Regions from separate parts of the Mus musculus genome. Here region 1 is linked to region 2. Evidence: chromatin contacts called from ENCODE Hi-C or POLR2A ChIA-PET data. All regions are on one chromosome and are shown on one strand. Each heading gives the region's core, a stretch centred on a gene start or an enhancer-like site at or near the end of the contact. The rest is flanking DNA. Distances are from core to core; before and after follow the strand shown.

Region 1 (4,545 bases), core at 1,947-4,446, 46 kb after region 2:
AACTATCTATATATTGAACTTTATAAAGGGTTGTGAACAGGTTGAAAACCTGAGTTTGAATCCTAGAACCCATTGTAGAGAGTTGTCCACCTAAAGTTGTCCTCTGACCTCCACATGCATACTATGGTATGAGTGCGCCTGCACTCACATTAATACACACAGACACACAGACACACACACACACACACACACTATAATAGAACTGTATAGTGCTCTCCTTGGGTATCTTATAAGTGAGGAATAGAAACTGAACCAAGTGAAGTTAGGCCTGAGTGGGAAGGGGAGTATGGGAGCGGGTCTAGGCAAGGGAGCCTTAGGACTCACTTCTAGCCCTCCCCTGGATCTGGCCACACCCTTTCTCAGGAACCCAATTCCCTGCTTTCCTTGAGGTTAGCTGAATTCAAGAAACTTGGTCTATCTGTCCATGCAGGGAAATGTCTGGTATGGCATGTACCAGCCTCCTAGTGGAGTCAGGACAGTGCAGTGGTTCATGCATTGTTGAAGGGTTTGGGTGGAGCCTTACTACATAGTCCAGGATGGTCTTCTACCTCCTCTGCATTCTAATTTCAGGCACTTGACATGTATGCAACATATATTTGGCCTTTTGGAATTTAAAAGTGTTTTAGAGCTTTTATTTAAAAGCTTTAGCCCCCTCAAAACTATTAGTTCTGAACACAGGCCAGCTTTGTTTGTGTTGGGTGTGTTCTTTCTGCCCAGCGCTGTTGTCTGTTAAGAGATGTCTGTAAGTGGAGGGCCGCCGGGCTGAATGTGGCAGTTTCCTCCTTCCCTCAGGTAGCTTGATCGAGAAGTGTATTTTCTTAGACTGAGATCTTGATCCCTTTGTTTAAGGGAAAAATGCTGGTTTTTTGTTTGTTTGTTTTTGTTTGTTTGTTTTTCTTCTGCTCTTTCCCAAAGTAGATGTATCCTGTTTAGGGCAGGGAATGCATACCTGGAAATGGGGACATCAATAGGGGACAGCTATTGGACTGATTCTCTGGGGAGCTGTGTTTTAACTCTTAACTTGCTGATGACTCTGAAATCCTGACCTCTCTCTTGTTGGTCTAGCTTTGTATTCTGTACTTGCTGGCCAATGCTCCTGTGCTGCTGAGATGCTTAGAACAGAGTCTCTGTGTTGTTAGCACTTCGACTCCTCGGTTCCTGGTTGGTACTCTTTCTTTCTTTTTTTCTGCTGTTTTCTGTGAAAGTGACTCTATTCCTGTGAACTGGGCAATTTGTAATAGAGAAGCTAGGAGCCTGAAAGTCTGGAGTTAGACTGTGCCGTGCAACAAACTCTTCCTGGGCAGACGCAACACACACATCTACTCACCCCAGAGAGAGAGAGCCAATGAGAGAGCAAAGTACAGATGCCACCAGAGTCTAACTTGGTGAACAAGTGAGTTTTATTGGAGTTACTTAGAGCAGTATGAGTGAGGGGTTACTCACAGGAGCAGAAACGACTCAAGGACAGCTACATCACCGCGGCCCACCCCAGCTATGGGACAGTTCACGAAGCACACTGCTCAGCCTTCAGGTAGCTCAACAGGTTGGGAGTGACCTTTCCAAGTGACTCTGCTCTAAAACATCTTCCAGGCAGCTACTGGTGTCAGTTTTTTAGCTTTTCTCCTCTGAGAGTCTTCTTTGCAGCTCAGCTTTACTTTGTCAGAGAAGGACTCCCAGCTTTTATTATATACTCAGGCAGGGACAGGCCTAGCGAATCTGGTCAGTTTCAGGTACTTCCTGAACATATTTTTGAGTTGTTTACCTTCCTGCTTAAAGGCGCCACCTGCTAGATGGGATGTTTCAAACCAGGAGGGAACTGTTATGCTAGAGTGCATACTTACTCTCTCTCCTTCCCTCACCGTGGTGCTCCGTAAATTGTGTGATCTTCCATTGCTTGGGTAAAACAGGTGGGTGCCCTGTGGAAAAAGGAAGATGATTTTGCTTTGAGTAAAGCCAAGAAGTGAATTCTGAAGTGTTTAGTTTGCTTATGATGGAAAGGAGACTGGAGAAAAGAACTGCCCAGGTGGGAGCTTTACCCTGTGTGGCAGGGTTTGGTCTGTATTAGTACCTCAGTTGCCTTCCTCCCATAGGCCAGTTAGTTCTGAGATTCTTCCAGGTAAAGCAGTGTCCTCTAGGGCAGTGTGTTTGAATTTGAGTGAGTATGTTGTCCATCCTGCAACTGATAGGATGTCCCTGTTTGTAATCTCTTTGTGTAGGGAGTAAGGAAACTAAAACACATCTTGATCTTCCTGTTGGGTTAACAGCAATGGGCAGGAATTCATTTGGGGGAAGAATTTTTTTATAAAAAATGTATCAGATATATAGAAGAGCAACAATCCACTCCATCCCCTGCATATGGACGTGTGTGTGTGTGTGTGTGTGTGTGTGTGTGTGCACATGCATTTTTGTAGAGGCCAGAGGTTGAGTCAGGTGTCTTCCTCAACTATTCCACCTTGTCTTTTTTTTTAAGCATCTTTCCTTTTTTTTTTTTTTTTGTTTTTGTTTGTTTTTTTTTCGAGACAGGGTTTCTCTGTGTAGCCCTGGCTGTCCTGGCACTCACTCTATAGACCATGCTGGCCTCGAACGCAGAAATCCACCTGCCTCTGCCTCCCGAGTGCTGAGATTAAAGGCATGCACCACCATGCCCAGCTTTTTTAAAAAGATTATTTTATGTACATGAGTACACTGTAGCTGTCTTCAGACACACCAGAAGAGGGCATCAGATCCCATTACAGATGGTTGTGAGCCACCATGTGGTTGCTGGGAATTGAACTCAGGACCTCTGGAAGAGCAGTTGATGCTCTTAACCACTGAGCCATCGCTGCAGTCCCGCCTTGTCTTTTGAGGCAGGATCTCTTACTGAGCCTGGAGCTTGCTGACTCAGCCGGGTGGATCCTCTTCTGTCCTAACCGCTCAACCCTGGGCTTACATTAATGAGTACTGGGGATCTGAACCAGGTTCTTACACTTTGCAGCCAACACTTTGTTAACAAATAAAACCCTTTATGAGCACAGGGACCAGCTTTGACTTGATGACCACAAGGAAATAGGGCAAACATCCTTTAAAGCACAGGGTCTTTTGTATGGGCCTGCACTCTGTTCTGACAGCCCCTTAGACCGAGTGTAGGAGGGAAACGTGCATCTGTGCGTAAGAACAGCAGGCCTGTTGGGAGGGAGTTAAATGAATGGAGGGACTGGATTTCATAGCATCTGCCATCTTTCAGCCTGCAGTCTGGCTTCCTGGGCTGCCGGTGAAGAGGGTGTGAGTCAGAATCCATCTATCTGAGAGTCATTAATAAAGGGACACCGGCTACACAAAGAGAATCTTCTTGCTTCACGATTTTTGACGTTAGAGGTCAGAGCGCAGGATAAGACAGAGAAGGCTTTTTAACTGATTGAGGGCACAACCTTTCATTTCTAAGTGGTTGGAAGAATTGATGGTTCATTGTCTGCTTGTTCCTGATGACGTAATGGTGTTTTCCTCAGACTGGAGTGCGGCTTTTGGCAGTAACTGCAGCACAATTGCTTGAAAATAACAGAGTCTGTAAACATCAAATATGTGTTTTCTATGCATGTTCTGTGTCTATGCATTCATGAAAGAAGTATGTGAAAGCTAAAAAGGAAAAAAAATCACATAAAACGAGAAATGATGGCTTTTGATTGGGACCAAGGCTTTGCTGAGTAAGTCTAGCTTTTTAGCTTTATACTCTGTAGATGTTCATCTGGATGCTGTTAACATTGAACTTAAATATGTATAGAAAGTCTGCATTTAGTATATGAACTGTTTTGATGAGTTTTGCCAGCTAAATGAGCAAATACTGGTGTGAATTTATTTTAATTACTTCTTTTACTACATTTTAACATTTAGCTTAGCGTTTACGTGTGTGTGTGTGTGTGTGTGTGTGTGTGTGTGTGTGTGTGTGTGTGTGATTGCTGTAGTTTTCTTTTTTTTTGGTTTCTGTTCAGAATTTTGAGATAGAAGATGGTAAAATATGCCGTGGCCAAATGTTCAGAGTTGATTAGCAGTGCAGAAAGAGTGAGCTAAATCTGTTAGTTTGGATTTTACTGTCCAGTGGGAGAATAATTCCAGAAAAGCCTGTATTGCTCAGTACACAGTGAGCCATGTGGCAGAGAAGCATGTTCTTCTTATGGATCCTGTGGCTTAGGAGTGAATGCATTCATCTTTCTCCTTTCCTCAGTGATGCAGTGGCCTAGGAAGAATTGCAGTGCATTGTGCTTTGCTAGGATTGGGAAGTGATGGGGAGTAGCTGTTAAGGGCCTAAGTATCTTTTTTTTTTTTTTTAAAAAAAAGATTTATTTATTATTTACATGTAAGTATGTAAGTACACTGTAGCTGTCTTCAGACACACCAGTAGAGGGCGTCAGATGTCATTACAGATGATTGTAAGCCACCATGTGGTTGCTGGGATCTGAACTCAGGACCTTCATAAGAACAATCAGTGCTCTTAACTGCTGAGCCCTCTCTCCAGCCCCCTAAGTATCTTTCTTAAATGCTGAAGTATTTTAGAATAAGCAAGTGCTGGCT
Region 2 (5,000 bases), core at 420-2,919:
TTATTTATGTTTGTGTTGAGTATTTATTGAGCTTATGGGCCATAATGGCCATGTGGAAGTGAGCAGATAACTTGTTCTCCCCTTCCATTGTGGAGAACAGAATTCAGGTAACCAGGCTTGTCAGCTTGTGCCTTTATTCAGTCATCTTGAGTCATCTCCTGTGTCCCTAAAAGTAGAATCCTAAAGACAGACCGATATCCATGTTCACAACATTGTGTAGAATAGCAAATGACGAAAGTAGCCAGGGTGGTGAATGCATGTACTGACACATTATTCAGCTTTAAAGAGGGCACTCTGGACACATGCTACAACATGCACTGACAGCTCTGGAGTCTATTAGACTATGTGAAATGAACCAGTTATAAAAACACCAAGACTGGGCTGGAGAGATGGTTCAGCGGTTAAGAGCACTGACTGCTCTTCCAGAGGTCCTGAGTTCAATTCCTAGCAACCACATGGTGGCTCACAACCATCCATAATGAGACCTGATGCCCTATTTTGGTGTGTCTGAGACAGCTACAGTGTACTTACATATAATGAATAAATAAATCTTAAAAAAAATAAAAAGACCAAGACTATATGACTCCACTTTCAAAATACTCTCAGTATTTTAATCCATAGAAAGCAGAATGGTGGTAATCAGAGCTAAAGGTAAAGAGGAATTACAAATTAACAGGTGCATTTTTTGTATGACAAAAAGAAAGCAGAAGAGTGGCTACTTAACAATGTAAGTGCACTGAACTGTACAATAAAAACCAGCTACAACGTTTCTTTTGTTAATATGCACAAATTCCTTCCCATTGAACTTATCAAACTTTTCTTGGGTTTCTCTTTTCCTTTCCAGTTGACTACTCTCCACACATTGTTCTCCCAGCATACCACCCACTTCCGCTCGGCCCTTGACCCGGCGGTATTTCTTTCTAGAACGCGCTTCAGGGTTTTCCACCCACGGTTAGTAAACTTGCTTGCATTTACATCTTAAAGATGTTACTTTTTCTATATTCAATCACGAGTCCCGTCCTGCATGTGAATCCTATACCTTTTCTGCACCACACAGGTCTGTGATTGGCTTTATTGTTTTGGCTTGCCTTTCCAAGTCCGGAAGATCTGACGGCGTTATCACACATCTCCCAATACATACACATTCCCGCACAAAAGAGTCCCCATAAACACCCAGTCTTGACAGAGGAAGCCAATCCGACACTTTAAAAGTGATTTTCACCAGTGTACAACTGCAACACAAAAGCTCTCAAATCCAAACTGTTGGGTAGCACACGGGCGTAGAAGGACAAAACAGGGCGTCCTTAGGCTCCTTGAAAGTAGCGCTGCAATCTGCATAGCCCAAAAACCTCAGATATAACCTGAAGGCCACGCGGGACGCGAGGCGACGTTGTTGTGAAGGAACTTAGAAAAGAAACTGGCACACTCTCACACCAATCTCAGCAGCCTCCACCTCGCGCCCTGGCTCGCTAAAGCGCGAAGAACGGTTTAAAACCTGGGCTTCCGGTAGCAGCGCTTGTACGCATATTCAGGACAAGCCCAACGCGCTGTCAGCTACGGGAAGTCGCGGGGGCCAATTTCTTTCACTGAAGTCGCCCGGTAAATAGCGGGCACCCGTAACCCAGAAGTGAAAGATTGTTTAATTCAAGTATCAAACACCTCGACAATCAAAGGAAGTTCCGGCTGGAAGCGCTCCTGACTCCTCTCTAGCTCTTTTATCGCACAGCCTTCTCCTAGTCTTGCTCGAGTTTTGCTTCCTCTCCTTTAAAGGCTCTAAACATTCCTTAAATTCTCCTTGGTCACCTTTTTTTATTAAAGCACCTTTATGCTACGGGTCGCCATTCGGGTCAAAGGCAAAGGCGGCGGGACCTGAAACTTCATGCGGGCCCCAGCGCTGGGCGTTACCATAGAGAGGAAGCCACCTCTCTGGGCTGAGATTACAGTCTCTATGGTTCAGCCCGGCCGGTGGCGGTAAGAGGACACAGGGAGACCTCTCTGCGCAGGCGCATTTTGGTTTTTCATTTTTTTTTTTTTTTTTTTTAATCCCCGCACCAAGCGCTTAACCTCATTGGGGTGGAGGAGAAGGCGGTGGCTGTCCGGTCCGCAGCCGCAACAGTAGTGAATAATAGAACTGTAAGTACCGGGTTTAAGACGAAGAATGCTCAGAATGGAGTCCACTGGAGGGCCCTGCTTCTTTTCCGAGCGGCGGCGGGCGCAGGGTCCGGGTGGGGACGGTGTCCAGTGCTGTCAGCCGCTCTGGGGTGCACTTTTGGGGGAGGGGGCGGCCCTGGGATGGGATCTGGGTGAGGACCCAGGACGCGCGGCCTCCGGCTTCAGTTCTGATTGTAGGCTGCTTTGCAGAGGGGAGGTGGGGCGACTGTGGGGTCAAGCCTGGCTTTGTGTGACTGTCTCTTTCAGACCCCACCCCGGGGCCCCTTCCTGACCCGGAGTCTCCCCTGGCCGGCTTGGGAGACGCCAAAGCAGCCCCGGGATCTCTTTGAAAGGAACCGAGATTACACTGAGCGGGAAGGGGCTCCAGGAGAGAAAACCTCACTACAACTAATCATCGGCGAGTGATGGGTGTGGAGAAAGATTCAGAGGGAAGAAGGGGTTGTCGGGGAGGCAGGCCGGGCGGCCGGTGCCCCCAGCCTGGGCCAGACAAAAGCGGAGCAGCCGGGGCCCAGCGGGGTGCGGAAGGTCCCCTTGTCCCAGGAGGGCCCCTCATATAGGATCTTTGCGAAGCAGGGAAGAGCGGACAAGCGCTGAGTTAAGCCTGTGCAGCCTCTCCAACTTGCCTTTGTTGTTCTTCGGTATTGGCAGAGCCGCTCTGACGAAGATGAGTGTGTGATCTTGCACGTTGGTCTGGTTGGATACAATGGAGCGGATTGAATCTTGCTTTCCATTTTATGAGTTGCTTGGATGAGTGTGGGGTTTTCCAAAGTCAATCTCATTACATAATATATCTAGATTTTAAAAATAACTGTGTTTATTTCTTAAATTAAAAGAACAATTAGTTGGAGCCTTAAAGCATGTGTGTCGCATCCGGATGGATTTCTGTGCCGGGATCCGTTCATGAAACACTGACCTAATGGTGGAACCTGTGAGTTCTTTAAACCTGATACTTTAATTTGTGATGTGGCAATGAGCGCTTTGGACGCTCCAGTCCTTTGGGAGATAGTGATGTGGAAGGGTCAGGAGCGATGCCTTTGCATCTACCTTGTACCAGATTCAGGTGCCACAGGCTAGTATCAATTCTGGCCTTAGAGATGATAATTTTATTGTTATTCATGACATATATAGAACTCTTGTTATGAGGGATCCTAAACCGAATGGTCCGGTTTCTTATTCATGGAGTAGGAGCGAGAATGGCAACATTGATGCAGCGACGTAGAGATAGGGAAAATAACACAGCGCCCCAGAGAACTGAGTATTGTTTATCTTTTTTACTTGCTAAGAAAGACTTAAATTTTAATGAGCTGTTTGTTCATTCATCTTTGTAAAGTTGACTAATTGCACCCTTGTAGCAGTAAAACTCAAAATTTCAGTTTCTGTAAGTCACTGTTTATTATGGGCAACATGTAACTGTGTTAGTTTTTATTGTCAATGTGATACAACCTCCTTTCAACCTGAGAAGAGGGAGCTGTGACCTGGGAATTTCCCAGATTAGATTGGCCCGTGGCCATGTCTGTAAAAGCTTGTCTTTCTTGGCGGTTGAGGTGGAAGTGCTCAGCCCACTGTGGGCAGTACTCTCCCTAGGCAGTCCTGCCTGTATAAGAAAGCTAGCTGAGGCAGTCTGTTTTCTGTTTTCTTCTGCTTTTTTTTTTTTTTTTTTTTTTTATCTGAAGCCTTGAAACTCTCTGTCTTGCTATGAGGACTCCTTGTGTTTTGTGTGCCAACTTATGCTAATGAAAATTTGTTTGTAGGCTTCTGAATTCTGGCTCCATGTCAAAATTAGAGGAACATCTTACCTGGCAAGATGCTATCCCTGCTTTATGAGTTGTAGCTAGGGACAGGCTGCTCTGTGAGCAGATTTCCTGCCTGACTTCTTTGAATTTAATTACTCTCTTACCTCTTACGGATTCGGGACACATTTTCTCCCATGAAACTCTTATCACTGAAAGTTCAATCCCATGTGAACCAGTGATTTTAAATGTCAGAGGTTATATGTCCCAATATCATGCTCTGTGTGAAGAATATCTAGATTCACCCCTTCACTTCCCCATGAAAGTAGAGGATGGTAGAAGTTCATGTGGGGGAAATAGTGGATGAGAGGAGATCCAGCATCATCTCAAGTGTAGACTTTGGGGATCTAACTCTGATGTTGGTTGGGAACACTTGTTCCTTTGTTGGACTGTTTTTTTTTTTTCTGGTCTAAGTGGAGAAATGAGGTTGTAAATTTGGGTGATTAAGGCAGCCTTGATATCAACTGCACCACCCTTAAAAGTTGGATGAATGAATGCCTATGGATATAGCTTTTACTATTTCAATGTTTTAAAATGAGTTTGCACTTCTGTATATGTTTATTACTTTTTTTGGGGGGGTGATATGATTTTACAAAGAGCCTTTTCAAACTTTAAAACAGTGAGGTCTATTTTTTAAAATAAAGTTTCGAATATATATATAAAGAAAGAAGAGAAAGCTAGCTGAGTGAGTCAGAGAGCAAGCCGGTAAGCAGCAGTTGTCTTGGATTCTGCTGGGAGTTCCTGCTTTTGCTCTTGCCTTGACTTCAATAATGGATTGTGACCTGGAAGTGTAAGCCAAGTATTACCCTCCCCCCTGTAAGTTGCTTTTGGTCATGGTATTTGTCACAACAAAAGGCAAACCAGAGCAGTAGCTGTCTTAAATCTTTAAAGCTTTAATTAATTGTTTACTTATTTACAGTGCTAGGAATTGACCCCGGGGTCTTGTGTGTACTGGATAGGTTCTTTGTCAATGAGCTACATCCCAGTCTTTAAGTTTAAATTTTTTTTTTACATTTATTTGCTTATATATGCATCTCT

Evidence for each region. A loop is a pair of places that touch in the nucleus more often than their neighbours do. ChIA-PET counts read pairs that join two places held with the same protein, here RNA polymerase II (POLR2A).
Region 1: a map of left cerebral cortex shows a loop between it and region 2 (2.4-fold over the local background). The contact joins the enhancer-like site here to the promoter of Clasp1 in region 2. A Hi-C loop is called at or near these places in 4 of 37 maps with a recorded cell type or tissue (gastrocnemius, heart and left cerebral cortex). POLR2A ChIA-PET finds 5 or more read pairs at or near these places in 2 of 5 experiments (Patski and embryonic stem cell).

What each region holds. Positions count from the first base shown.
Region 1 is chr1:118,431,945-118,436,489 of GRCm38, forward strand. All of the region lies in intron 2 of Clasp1 (CLIP associating protein 1), which reads left to right. Among named protein-coding and RNA genes, the nearest start is that of Gm26080, 19 kb to the right of the region's middle. Within about 2 kb of position 3,197, at least 2 of the 3 ENCODE cell types and tissues checked have a DNase peak (open chromatin) inside an H3K27ac peak, as active enhancers do; they include gastrocnemius and left cerebral cortex, where a contact is called at or near this core.
Region 2 is chr1:118,387,389-118,392,388 of GRCm38, forward strand. Clasp1 (CLIP associating protein 1) reads left to right here and starts at 1,670. Exons shown (of 43, transcript NM_001359328.1): 1 at 1,670-2,133.